Linked DNA regions of Homo sapiens: region 2 is linked to region 1. A link is a contact called in ENCODE Hi-C or POLR2A ChIA-PET data. All regions are on one chromosome and are shown on one strand. Each heading gives the region's core, a stretch centred on a gene start or an enhancer-like site at or near the end of the contact. The rest is flanking DNA. Distances are from core to core; before and after follow the strand shown. Region 1 overlaps ANO10 (anoctamin 10). Region 2 has its middle 73 kb from the start of POMGNT2.

Evidence for each region. A loop is a pair of places that touch in the nucleus more often than their neighbours do. ChIA-PET counts read pairs that join two places held with the same protein, here RNA polymerase II (POLR2A). Pooled maps may share reads with other maps.
Region 2: a pooled map shows a loop between it and region 1 (3-fold over the local background). The contact joins two enhancer-like sites. A Hi-C loop is called at or near these places in 2 of 50 pooled maps. POLR2A ChIA-PET finds 5 or more read pairs at or near these places in 3 of 52 experiments (B cell, H1 and activated CD8-positive, alpha-beta memory T cell).

Annotation. Positions count from the first base shown.
Region 1 is chr3:43,473,724-43,480,794 of GRCh38, forward strand. All of the region lies in intron 11 of ANO10 (anoctamin 10), which reads right to left. Among named protein-coding and RNA genes, the nearest start is that of SNRK-AS1, 130 kb to the left of the region's middle. RefSeq lists an enhancer at 5,024-5,596. Within about 2 kb of position 4,013, at least 10 of the 41 ENCODE cell types and tissues checked have a DNase peak (open chromatin) inside an H3K27ac peak, as active enhancers do.
Region 2 is chr3:43,176,042-43,183,112 of GRCh38, forward strand. No RefSeq gene overlaps it. Among named protein-coding and RNA genes, the nearest start is that of POMGNT2, 73 kb to the left of the region's middle. RefSeq lists enhancers at 3,016-3,310, 3,076-3,370, 4,077-4,136, 5,769-5,818. Within about 2 kb of position 4,195, at least 16 of the 41 ENCODE cell types and tissues checked have a DNase peak (open chromatin) inside an H3K27ac peak, as active enhancers do.

The sequences.
Region 1 (7,071 bases), core at 2,763-5,262:
TGGGGAGCTGCCCTGGACGTCATAGGATGTTCAGCAGCACTTCAACATTGAATAAATGAATGAATGATCCTGAGGTATTCTTAAACAAATGGCAATTATTGGGTGGGGTTGTGGGGAAGGCTATACAAAGAAAATTACAACCCCTGAAGATGGAGAGGTCTGGAGTCAGTGACAGAGGCCTGGTGATGACAGTGAGAGTGCAGCCCAAGTGACAACACAGCTGGGCTGAGGAGGGTTCAGAGCAAACACACACAGTCATTCATTCCTCCCAGCCAGCATGTGTATACAGTTTTGGAATGATCCAAAGAGCATTTTTATATTGTGTGCAACTGAGAGAAAGTGGTATAACAGAGGCCTTTTTGGTTTTGGTATAAAGCAATTTCAAGCAAAGGCAAAATGATGATTATTGATTTCCACCTAGGATATAAAGGGCTATATAAGACTGATTACACGTGGTCATACCACTTGCTGCAAGTTTCAGTACTTCCCCGCCCCCCCCAACCCCAATTTCTTCCTTTTTCACATTAGAAGATTGTCAGCTCACAAGAGAAAACTGATGGGCTCAGAGGACTTTATCAGGATTGATTATCAAAACTAATATGTTGTTTTTCCAAGTCGATAAAACATTGCAGAGCTCAAAGCAGGAGGAGCAACATTTCCCCAGAAAATGAGAGTTTTTCTTGCTGGCAGCTAAGCTTCTTGGTGGACAATAAACTAAAACAATCTCTCCTTGATTACATTTTTGACTTGTAAATGTTTTAAACTGGCTTAGCCAAAGCTCTCATTAAGAGACATATTCATTAACTTTGGTTGTCCATAATAAATTTGTATTTTAAAACAGCTCTTTGATGTTTAATTCAGAAAAATTAAAACAAACACTGTTTAAAAAGAATGAATGTATAAATAAGTCAAATGTCAACTATAATAAATCATCATTTAAAAATATGACCTTTAGTGGTATTTTAGAATGAATACATGTATTTGATTTTTATGTTTAAAGAAATTTGCATTTATGGTCATTACAGATTCAAGTTGCCACATAAAGAAATGCTGTTATCATGCAACAAAACAGATGGTCCCCAAAATCTTTCTAAGAAATCTATCTATCTAATCTAGTCAAGAGGGGAGTTTGAAGCTCAGTTTTCTCTCTGATTTTATTATCACTAATTATTTTGTAGAATTTTTTTTTGTCCTTTGGTTTTTAACTAGACATGATTATTTAAATATATAATCACTATAGTAGGAGAAAAGAAAGAAACACAGAAAAGCCAAAATAAATAAATTACCCAAATCTTAATAGCCAGAGAAAACTACTGGTGTTAACATTGGATTATATCTGCCCAGGCCATTTATACAAAAGCAAACATCTATATACATGCCTTTATAAGCTTTTCACTTAGCACTATGTCACGGCTGTCTTTCCAAGGATAAATACTTACATACAGTTTTATGTTTATAGTGGCAAGATATACCATTATAAGGATGGGTCAACATTTATTCAATTATCTAATGTTGGACATATAGCTCCTTCTCGGTCTTGAACCTTACACACAACATTAGCGTGAAGAACCTGTGAATTTTTTTTCTTACAGTTTCTCTCTTTGGTGTCATTCTTATAGTCAAGGTCTCCCCACCCAAAGATCAGATAAATATTCACCTATAATTCTTTCCAGTCCTTTTATGGTTTTAATTTGTTATATTCATATATTTAACTTGACTGAATTTCATTTCAGTGTGTACTTTAAAAAAGGGGAGGCTTTATCCACTCTCCCCAAATGGCTTGCCATTTGTCCCAGCAACATTTAATACCTAATCAATCATTTTTCTACTGGCAAAAAATGCCTATCACAAATTTGTGGGGGGGGTTCTTTGTTTTTGTTTTGTTTTGTTTTTGAGATGAAGTCTTGCTGTGTTGCCTAGGCTGGAGTGCAATGGCGCAACCTTGGCTCACTGCAACCTCTGCCTCCTGGGTTCAGGACAGTCTCCTGCATCAGCCTCCGGAGCAGCCGGGATTACAGGCATGTGCTACCACACCTGGCAAAGTTTTTTTTATTTTTTAGTAGAGATGGGGTTTCACCATGTTGGCCAGGCTGGTCTTGAACTCCTGACCTCGAGTGATCTGCCCACTTCAGCCTCCCAAAGTGCTGGGATTACAGGTGTGAACCACCACACCTGGCCTACAAATTTGTATGTATCTATACTTTTGACAGTTCATGGAATTTATGATCTGTTCTATTTATCTATTTATTCTGGTGCCATTATCATAATTTTTCAGTTATTGTGGCTTTATTTTCTTCAAAAATGTCCATGGCCATTATCTCATATTTATTCTATGTGATTTACTTCAGAATCATATATTTTGATACACTGTTTGCTCATATTGTCATTTTATAATGTTAACTAGTTTTACAGTATTTTTTTCTGGGTTTTACAGTATTTTTTTCTGTTAGCTTATCTACTTTCCCCCTAAAATTATCATGTATTTAATCATGTCTAAATAAAAACCAAAGGGGAACAGAAGAAAATTCCAAAAAATAATTGTTGGTAGACCTGAAGGTTGCCCCCAAGTTTTCAGTTTATCTTGGTGATATCCATGTACCCATTCTGTGAATGTTACTGAATCCTAAGGTAGAAAGAGTCTCTACCTCTTCTAGGCCTGCTTTTGATCTCCAATTAGTGGGGTCTGTAGTGGTCTACTAGCATTTGTTAAATTCATTTCTCATGTCATCCCACCAATTGTCTCAGGAAGGGAAGACATTGGCTGGTTCTTGGTGTCTTCCTGAAGTTGGTCTGTCCTTCATGTTATATCAGATAAAAACTTCTCAACACCTGTAGAATGCAACGGACACCACTTCCCTGCCAGCTCCCTGTTTTCTCCTTTTCCTTTTCTTGGTTTATGGAGTTTTCTCCTTACTTTCCTTTTTCTTTGTAGTTTTTATCGGTTTTTTCCCTTACTTCACCATCTTCCCAAGAAATCTTGAGTTAGATCACTTTGTGGAACTTAGTATGAGCAAGCTATACCACTAATAAACATTAAAATAATGAGATAGCCTAAGAGTAACTGCTCAAAGAAAATGAAGACTATCCCCGAATTCATGCATGACCATAGCATGTATTTTGAAAGAAGAAAGAAAACATAGCAAACCTTGCCAATCAATAAGCAATTTGCCGATCAATAAGTAATTTCCCTGTACTATTCAATGCAGGCAGATCTCCACAGTGGGCAGATACAAGAGTTTTTTTTTCTTTTACCATGGGTAAAATTTCTTTTATTTGAGAAAGTAATGTGTATACATAGTTTTAAAAAATAAAGACAAAGAATATACAGAAAAGATCTTCCATCCATTCCTGCTCTGCACCCCTCTACCATCTTTCAGTATTCTCCCTAGAGACAAGCCCTGTTATTTATCTACTGGTTTACAAATAGAGAAATCTTTCATTATCCCTCAAATTAAAACTGATCAGCATATTGAGATGATATGATGTTGAGAAGATACAGTATTATTGTAACTGTTAAGAAAAGCTAGAATAATATCAAAGGTATTGTAGTGGATAAAACTTAGGCAGATGCACAAAAAAGATGTACCACCTCTCCCTTTTTATTAATGAATATGAAAATAATTTATAAATTACTTACTCAAACAAACATTTACTGAGCATCTACCATATGCTAGGGACTGTCCTAAGTGGTATGGACAGAAAATGAAGCAAGACGTACTCCATCTATTACCTTCCATTTCATTTTATTAAGATAATTGTTAATAACAGCTGACGTGTTATATTTTAAGTGCTAAATCAAAATGTCATTGCATAAAAGTCATTTGCAAATCAAACGGAACAATCTGAGCACAGATCTAAAACTCGTAATGCTTCCTTGGATCCTGGACCATAATACTGTACTTGTGGTAAGCTCAGAGCAGGAGGGAATAGCCTGATGACAAATTACCCCTCATCTTAAATGTTCTAACATCCCCTATACTGTCAGTCGACCTTGGGTGTGTTCACACACAATAGCACACAGGAAGACGCGAAGGTGACGTGGCCTTCCTGTTTGGGCAAGGCATAATCTTAACATAGAAGGTGCCTGTTGCTCATTACGGGCAGAAAAAAGAGCCATTATCACTTACAATTGGACAGACCTCTTTGACTTTGGCAGGGGCCCGCCAACCTGCACACCAGAGGCACACATAGGGAGTGAGGGAGGAATGTTGAGAAGTGATTTCCCAATGGCCCATCTCTAAGGAAGTAGTCTCTGTTTTTTCAGTTCACACTTTACCACAATGCTTACCTTGTGCCAGGCCCTATTCTAAGTGCTTTTCATATATTTACTCATTTAATGCTCACAACAGCCCTATGAGGCAGAAACTACATTTATTCCCATTTGACAGATAAGGAAACTGAGGATCAGAGAGGTTACGTATCCTGGCCAAGGTCACAGAGTTAGTGAGCTGTCTATACAAGCCACATGGAGTGAGGTTCTGGAGATGGAAGTTGGGGTTAGTCAGAACAGATGCCTTAAAATGTCCTTGTCAAAGTTGCCTCTTCTATGCAAAATGATAATTCTGAAATCAGCAACCTAAAAAACAGCAGCCATCTATTATGACCTCACCACTGTGCTATGTGTTTTATAAATGAAAAGCCCAATCCTAACAAACCCTTTAAAGTAGGGACTTTAACCACCCATTTTATAGATTAAGAAATTAAGGTCTGGAAAGTAACTTCCCCTAGCTAGTGAGATCTGAAGCCAGGATCTTAGCTGTCTGACTCCAGGACCCATGCTTTTTTCATTTCACTGTAGTGACTATGTGTGAGTGAGAAATTCCAACATCATCACAATCAGAAAAATAGTGGCTCTGTCTACTCTGATGGTTTATGCTTGTGCTAACACAGGCTGTCCTCCTAGTGGGGAGAAGTCTTTGGCACAAGTAATTAATTTACATTAATGCTTAGCTCTCACTCCTATGTAGTATTCATATTTGACACAGTACAATTTTTCTCATTTTCAAACACAGATTATTCACACCATACATATGTAGCAGATAATTCAATAATAAATTGACTGTGATCAAACATTTGGCAAAAGCTTGAGAAGTCAAATAGTTTTTAAAAAGTCTGATATATCCTTAGACTTCCAAATTGTCTCCATTTTAAGGTTAGAGCATCTAAAAGCAAACCCAAGTACCTGTTTTATAATATTATAGCCCCCTACAGAAATGCCTCCACAAGTTAGGGCACTTTAGAAACTATAGTGAACCATCTGAATGGTTTTCTAAAACTATCCTTGAGGACATAGATTATTGTGTTAATCAAGGTTCCCTGATCCTTTTGTTTAATAACAGAAAAGAGGCACTACCTTTTCCTTTTCACTCGTGCATAGATTATTGTGTTAATCAAGGTTCCCTGATCCTTTTGTTTAATAACAGAAAAGAGGCACTACCTTTTCCTTTTCACTCGTGCTAACATGAAAATATAAGAGCAAGCATTAAGGCCTAATTGTATAAAAGCTGTATCATGTCTCATGTGGTAAAAACACACAGTCCCTGTTATCCCAGATGTTCTCTGAAAGTTTCTATACCTAATTATCCTATTTACATTTTAAACATTGTTGTTGCTTTCTTTTTCAAGTAGGTGAAGTTAGAAATAAAAAATAAATATTAAACTTTGATATATTTATTAATTCAGAAGTTGGTCAATCTAAAGTTCAATAATCTATGAAAAATTACCAAATTCACAGTACTCAACAATAAAAAAGAACCAGAGAAGTAAAGACCTCTAATGAAATGTGATTGGTACATCTGCCCTGAAGAGAGCTTTTTGAAAGGAAGGAAAGGAGGGAGGGAAAAAGGAAAGTTGAAGGCTGCAGACATTTCTAAGTGGATAGACTAAGTAGGAGAAAAGTTAATTACCAAATGGTTAAAGTCAAAGTGTAATACTGGGACCTGGAGACCTGGGAGACTTCTGGATTAAACAGATGAACTTACGTCTGCTCTCCCCTCCTTCTGAATCACCATAAAATGATAGCCCACAGTGCCTGGGCCTTGGAGAACCCCAGGAGATAGAGCCTAGGACCTCAGAACGGCTGCAGAAGGGCAGAAGACACTCCTTGACCCCTCTCTATCCTTCAAAGTCCCATCCCCTCTCTCATCCAGTGGAAGACACAAGACTTCCTATCAAGTGAGACTGAACTACAGGCAGCACCAGGGGCAGTAACACAATAATGAAAACGCCTTTCCACTAAAAGAGGAATTAGGAGGAAACAGAGACAAAGCAGAGATCAGAAGAAAAGTACAGAGGGATAATACTGCATTCATGAAATAAAGTACAGAATGCTATTTTCTAAAAGGAGGTGGGAACATTCAGAGAATAAAAAAGAGCTCTTGGATACTAAACTTATGATTGCTGACATTCAATAGAAGAATTGGGAAATACAGTTGAGAAAATCTCAAAATAGACAGAAGAACCCAAACAAACAAGGAGACACAAAAATAGGGGGAAAACATACAACAAATGGTAAGTCCAGAAAATGCAACAGAGGGCCAGAAATAAAGATAGAACATGGAGAAAAGATAATTCTCAAAGAAATAATTCAAGGATTTCACAGAACTGAAGAACAGGTGTCTGCAAGTGTTAAGTCCCTCTGATCGAGGAGACCACAAAGGCATATCATTGTGAAATGTCAGACACCAGGGATAAAGAGAAGACTGTGAAAGCTTCCAGAGAGAATGAACAGACCCCGTGTAAAGGATCAGGGGTCAGGCTGGCATTAGGCTCTCAACAGCAATGTTAGAGGCAATGGGTAATGTCTTCCAAATTTGGAGGGCAGATGGGCATAAAGATGTCTGCAGATATGCAAGATTCCAAACTATCTCTCATGAACCTGCCAAGATAAAGGAGGGGGTTACAAGAAAGGGGTGGTAAACGAGAAGCCAAGTGAATTCCCAAGAAGTTGGGAAGTGAGGACAGAAACCCTGCAGCCAGTCTGGAGGTGAACTGCCCAAATGGGAAGGGAACACCACAGTTCCAGAAATACCCTCTCCAAGGAAAACAACACAACACACTGAGAGGCTGTCT
Region 2 (7,071 bases), core at 2,945-5,444, 300 kb before region 1:
TAGGGCCCTTCTGCCTGATATCGTAGCCACTAGCCACATGTGGCTACAGAACACTAGAAAAGCGGTTTGTGCGAAGGGGGATGTGCTGTTAAGTGCAAACTACGCACCAAATTTAAAATAGCTCATGATCTGCCAGAATGAAAATATCTCATTATAATTTTCTTTTGCATAAACATTGAAAAGATAACATTTTGTATGTATTGGGTTAAGTAGAATATATTAAAATTAATCTCACCTCTTCCTTTTAATGTTTTAAACATAGCTAGTGGAATATCTAGCATTACTTCTATGGCCCATGTTATGTTTCCAGTGGATAATGTGGATAGGGGTTTAGCAGGAATCAGCTAGAGAGAAAACAGCCCTTTGGTTTGAGAGAGCAAGTTAATTGCTGGGTGTGGTGGTGTACCCCTCTAATCTCAGCTACTCAGGAGGTGGAGGCAGGAAGAATGCTTGAGGCCAGGAGTTTGAGACCAGCCTGGGCAACATAATGAGACCCCATCTCTAAAATATAAACACATAACATTTTTAAAAAGAAGAAACAGAACAAGTTATTGGACTCATAGTTGTGGGAGACTGCGAGGCAAGTGGGAGCTCAGTTGCTTCGTATAAGACAGTAGAAGAAAGAGGCAGCAGCCGAACTGCAGGAGGACAGGCAGTGTGGCGTGGGGCTGGGTCTCCACGGAGAAAGGAAATGGAGGAAGGATGGGAGGGGAGGGCCCAGCAATGGCAGTAGCAGGAGCCCAGGGAAACAGATGGCCAAGAAAGAACTCCCTGGGGCAGGGCCAACAATGAATTTTGCCAGCAGTGAGGACTGTTGATAGATGTTAACTGTGTTCCTTCTCTGTGCCTTAATACCCTCTGCTGTCCATATGCCCCAAGGGCAGAGTGTTTCACATGTGCTATGGGTTGGAGGCACTGCATGGGGTGGGGAGAGCTCTGTCCATGCTCAGGCAAAGCCTGTGAGCCTGTGGTGTGCAAAGGAATGGCCCAAGAGCCAGAGGCAAGGAGGAGCAGGGAGGCGGTCAGGCGACTGCGAGGAGACTGTGACACCCTAACATTTCTTGGAAGTACCCAGAAGAGCACTGGCCTGCTGACAGGGATGTACAAGGGGGCCGGAGATCTATGTTTGGCTTTTGAAGGAAAGGATTACTCCAGCAGGCTGGTGGACACTGGGACCTAGGCCATGTGATGGCCGGATGGTGTAATACCCTCTGCAGTGGTGCGCAGCAGCTGTCCTGGGAGAAGTGCACTGGCAATGCTGGGCAGAAGGTGATCAAGTGGAACAGGAGCAATGTTAAAATCTAACTCATGAGTAATATGGAAAGATCTCCAGGATACACTGTCAGGTAATCAAAGGCAGTGTCCCTGGAGGGTGTGCTATGCATTCTCCACGGGACCCCTGAGCTGTCCATACCTGCCTCCATAATGCTCTGTGTCCGGAGGCTGACTTGTAAAGACTGCATCCACAGGCCTCCTTGCCAGGCCTCCTTGCCTTATGACTTCTGGTAGGGATTGGCCAATGGGGGCCCTGCGGAAGGCCCAGAGAGTGGAAAGGGAGCGAGGTGGGGGTATTTACTCCTTGGCACCCCCCCCCCTCTGACTCCCCTGCATTTGCCAGCCCTGTTCCTCATTGCCTCCTGCACACCTAGTCCACACACCCTTGTGAACAGTTAAACCTTCCTCAGTTATCCGGCTGGAGCATGCCGTTTGCTTCCTATTCAGATTCTGACAGATACACAGGGAATACCATATGCTAACTTTTGTGTGCTTAACGGTGGTGGCAGCATGAAAATACATATTTGAATCTGCATAAAGAAATACTAGAAGAATGCATAAGAAGCTAATAAAAGTAGCTTCCCATAGGGGTATGGCAGAGGGACTGGGTGAACCAGGGTAGAGGTGGGCAAGATTTCCCATCATATCTAATTTATATTATTTTGATTTTTGAACCATGTGAGTGACTACTTATCAAACGAACTTAAATTGGAAATAATCTGTTCTACCCCTAAGTCTGATGATTTGGAGGTAACCAGTTTGATGCTGTCCAGACCTTTTACCAAGGAAGCTCCCAATTTTCTTTTTCTTTCTTTCTTTCTTTCTTTCTTTCTTTCTTTCTTTCTTTCTTTCTTTCTTTCTTTCTTTCTTTCTTTCTTCTTTCTCGCTCTCTCTCTTTTTTTTTCACTCTGTCGCCCAGGCTGGAGTGCAGTGGTGCGATCTTAGCTCACTGCAGCCTCTGCCCTCCAAGTTCAAGTGATTCTCCTGCCTTAGCCTCCCGAGTAGCTGGGATTACAGGTGCCTGCCACCGCACCTGGCTAATTTTTTGTATTTTTAGTAGAGACGGGGTTTCACCATCTTGGACAGGCTAGTCTTGAAATCCTAACCTCGTGATCCACCCACCTCGGCCTCCCAAAGTGCTGGGATTACAGCTGTAACCACCACGCCCGGCCGGAAGCTCTCAATTTTAACTCAAAAAATCCACAGCACCGAGGGAAGCAGCTCCTCCAAGCTGGCTGCATGAAGCAGGGCCACAGCCGACTGTCCCATCTGCTTCCCTGCTCCTGCCCTCCTAGAGCTCTGGCCTCAGCCATGGCATCCTAGAGATGGTGTTGCGGGGTTTGTCAACTGACCAGAAGAGAGAGCAAAATTAAATTACATATGAAGGTTGACTGTGGAAAACAAGAGGAGCCAATGTTGAGTAGCAGCATCTCAGTGAGACAGATGATGGCATTGCTTATGGTAACCCTCATCTTGAGAGGGGCTGTTCAGTCTGTGAGGTGCACCACTGGAAGCTTCCAAAAGGCCCAGCAAGACCCATTTCTGTGGCTGACTTGCCATGTGAAACACCCCAGGCATGTGGCCTGCACCTGGAGATGCCACACCCATGCCACCACCACCGTCACCCCGTACACCTTTTGTAAGTGTGCCCCCTGGGGCCTGGCACCAGAGACACACAGATCATGAGCGCAGAACCATACCTGGAGAGGCGCCTCCTGCAACATGAATATTCAACCTCACAGAGAATTTTGACCTTTGCTATTTCTCATTGGCTTTGTGGAATAATCAGAGGAGCCAGCGTGAGAACAAGGCTGGCATTCACAAAGCTTAGCTCTCATTTCCTCATTAATCCTCCGAGTCAGCATTACGAGGCAGGGAGAGGTCAAACACGATTATTGCCTTCATCCAGAACGGTAGGGTAATGGCCTGCCCTGTGTCATGCATGAGTCACAAGCAGAGTGGGGTCTAACCGTGATCTTTGGACCTTGGCTCCTGATTGCAATGGGAAGGTAGAGGTCACAGATGCACAGATTGGCAGAACAGTTACCTGAGCAGTGTGACTTCAAGTTCAAGGCAAAGATCTTCCTCTATGGTTCTGTCTACTGTTGCCCAAGTGGCTACCATTGGTCCTCCTTTGGTGTTAAGCATAGTTTACAGCCAGTATTTCCTAAATGGCCAGAATAGTTCATGGCCAATATTTCCCAAGTGTCTTGGACCAGGGGCTTGCTTTTGGCACTCCTGGTCCAAAATATTTGGGAAATACAGGCCGAGCGGACAGCTGGAGCTGCCTGAAGCATCGCTCCTGGGCCTTGGTAAAAACATCACCTCAATCTGTTCAAATGTTCCCCAAGCTCAGTTCATCAGTCTGGCTGAGTCCTGGGCAGACACGTAGGAAAAGTCCATTTTACTTCGGTAGGAGGGAGTCGCAGATGGCTCTGTGGAGAGATGGGGCCCACCCATCTCAGAGGCAGAAATGAGAGCAGGATGAATCCATGTCTGGGGCAGAAGCCGTGGAGGGAGACAAATGGCATGCAGGTCCTCCAAAAGCCAGCCAGGGGCCCCCTAGGCCGCACCCTGCCTCCAACTCACACTTAGCTTTTGGTGAAAGGCTTTTCCCTGTCTCTTCCAATTATTGCTCTTTTACCTTGTGCTAGGCTCTGGGATAAATCATTTTCATGTATTCTCACAATTTCCAGTGAAAATCTGACACTCAGAGAGGTGAACTGCTCATGCTTGCATAGCTGGGAAATGGTTGAGGTGGAATTTGAACTCCTGTCTGGCTGGAGTCTAAATGTTCCTGCTTCTCAGAACATTCCTATACATTTATTCACGGACCTAAACAAGTTGTGGGGAGGGAGAGGAAGAGGAATGAAGGGGACCAGCTCCGAGGCAGAGAGGAAATGGTGAGGTGGAGACACAGGAAATCCTGACTGTGTATGTATATGCTGTCAGCACGTAAACTGAGCTATTTTAAGGTCAAGGCCAGGGTGCAGCCCAACAGAATTGCGAAAGCAAAATGTGTTTGCTTCTGCAGTTGGCTTTTTAAATACATTTTTCTTTATTAATTGGAGCACTGGTGAACATCTGGGTCATCCTAAATTAGGCCTTTGACATTTGAAAAAATAATCTCAGGTAACAGAGTAAATGGTTCAGGCTCTGTGGCCAGAAGTCTCCTGGTCTCTGACATCCAATCTGTTTCTGCTCACCTGGTCCCTCTTTTTAATAAACTTGCTGGAAAGAGCTCCAGAGAAAAGGGGACCGTCCTGAGAAACTGTGGCCGAGCAAATGCAGCAAAAGACAGGTCCAGCAGAAGTTGGTGGCCACAAATCCAGCAGCCCCTGCAGACAAAGTCCTTAGATAGTTGGGCTCATGTGACTCTTCTGCATACCCCATGGGCAGCATCTGCAAGGGGGTCGTGGGAGTTCTATAGCCCTGTGTGCCCTTTAGGGCGTAGGATCCCCCAACCCTCCACCAAAGCTTCCCATGCAAGTCGAGCTCAAATGCCCACCAATTACAGCCACTGTCACTCCCAGCTCTGGCATGCTAGGTGACCTTGAATAAGTTACTTAACTTCTCCATCCCTCTGTTTTCTTATCTGTAAGATGAGTGTGATAATAACATAAGTGACCTTATGGGGTTGTGATGGGATAAAATGAGACAATACAGGCAAGGCGCTTGAACAGTTCGGGGCACACTGAGCACCATGCAAGCATGTGCGATTCTTCCTTGTTCTGGCTGTGGAGAACATGGGGGAGGGAGGATTGATTGCACACCTTCTGTGTGTCAGAGGGTTTCCACAGATGACCTCTAATGCTTCCTATAATCCCTTAAGAAAGGGGTCATCACCAAAGTTTACAGTTAGGGCACCAAGTCTCGGAGGGGATCAGTAACTTTGCCTAAGGTCACAGGGTTTGGAGACACGTGTCAGGGTTTGTACTCACATAACCCTGACTTCAAAATCTATTATCTGAGTCATTCCACACCTCCTCCCTAAACCACACCTGGCCCGAATTACGTGTAACACCTGCTCAGATGGTTTGGTGATTAAACCGCAGCCTTGGGGGCAGGATCTGGGAAGCTGGACCATGCTCACTCATGACTCCCCGGGATGGGTCTTTTCTATCATTCACAGTTCCCGTTGGTGGCCCAGTGTGGAGTGACCAGAGATGTCACGTTAAGGGAACTGAAAAGTGAGAACAAAGCTAGAAGAGGAGATGGGATCTTGAGGGCAGGAAGGGACACATTCCAGCAGAAACATTCCTGTGTTTTTGGCCTGGCTTTTCACCTGTCCCCCAGGAAAGCTGGCCCCAGGCAGAGTGACACGTGTGAGGAGACTCCTAGGAAAGTCACTCCCTGTGACCGAGGCACCTCCCTGGGCTGGTCCTTGCACCTGTCATCTCATGCACTCTCTACGGGAACTAATGATGATGATTATGCATTTTATAGAGAGGTCACTGAAGCGCATTAAAGTGAAACAAGTTGCTCCAAGCCACACGGCGGAGGAAGATTCAACCTTGAGTCTGGGGTTCAAAGTCTCTGCATTTTCTATGACAGATCCCTTCGCGATAGCAATGGCGCTGCTCGTATAATAGATAATATGTGATAGGGCACTGGCCAAGGCTGGGCTTCTATCAGGGACAAACCCAGGGACAATAACCTATGGGTTATATTCTTTTTATTTTCATTTATTTATTTTTTAATTTTAATTTTTTTTTTTTTTTTTGAGAAGGAGTCTCGCCTTGTCACCCAGCCTGGAGTGCAGTGTCACAATCTCTGCTCACTGCAACCTCTGCCTTCCAGGTTCAAGCAATTCTCCTGTCTCAGCCTCCCAAGTGGCTGGGACTACAGGCGCACATCACCACACCCAGCTAACTTTTGTATTTTTAGTAGAGATGGGGTTTCACCATATTGGTCAGGCTGGTCTCGAACTCCTTACCTCAGGCGATCCACCTGCCTCTGCCTCCCACACTGCTAGGATTACAGGCTTGAGCCACTGTGCCTGGACATATTGTCTTTTTAGACTCTTGTCCCTGAGAGGGACAAGAGGAAACCAAGGGGGCTGGGCTTCTAGGAGGAAAGAGGACATGAAAGCACAGGAGACAGAGAGACAGATAAGTTAAGGAAGAGGAGAAAGGCAAGGAGAAAGAAGAAAATTGGGGAAACAAAGGGAATATATAGACTGTGGGAATGAGTGAGAGACAGCTAGAGCCTAACACAGCCTGCTTGCAAAGCGACAATCTGGGCCTCTGTACTTGATACCTGCCCTGTTCCTGCACCCAATGCTCCAGGAGCTTCATGGTCATCCCCGGAGAGAAGGTCATCTCCTGTCCTGGGAAGGCACTGGGCTGGCTCCGGGGGCTCACTGGAACATTAACAGCCACAGACAGGCACACACACTTGACCTAAGATTCCCAGCATATTACTTCAGTCACTGGCAACTGGAGTGCAAAACCTGCTTGCAATCCCTGAAATTGTGCGAGAGAAGGAAATGCGGCAGCTCATGAGATGCATATTAGGAAAAACATGGAAGAATTTCTCAGAGTCCAAGGTTACCCTTTTTTTTTTTTTGAGACAGAGTCTCACTCTGTCACCCAGGCTGGAGGGCAGTGGTGTGATCTCGGCTCACTGCAAGCTCTGCCTCCTGGGTTCAAGCAATTCTACTGCCTCAGCCTCTGGAGTAGCTGGGATTACAGGCGTGTGCCACCACGCCTGGCTAATTTTTGTATTTTTAGTAGAGACAGGGTTTCATATATTGGCCAGGCTGGTCTCAAACTCCTGACCTCAGGTGATCCACCT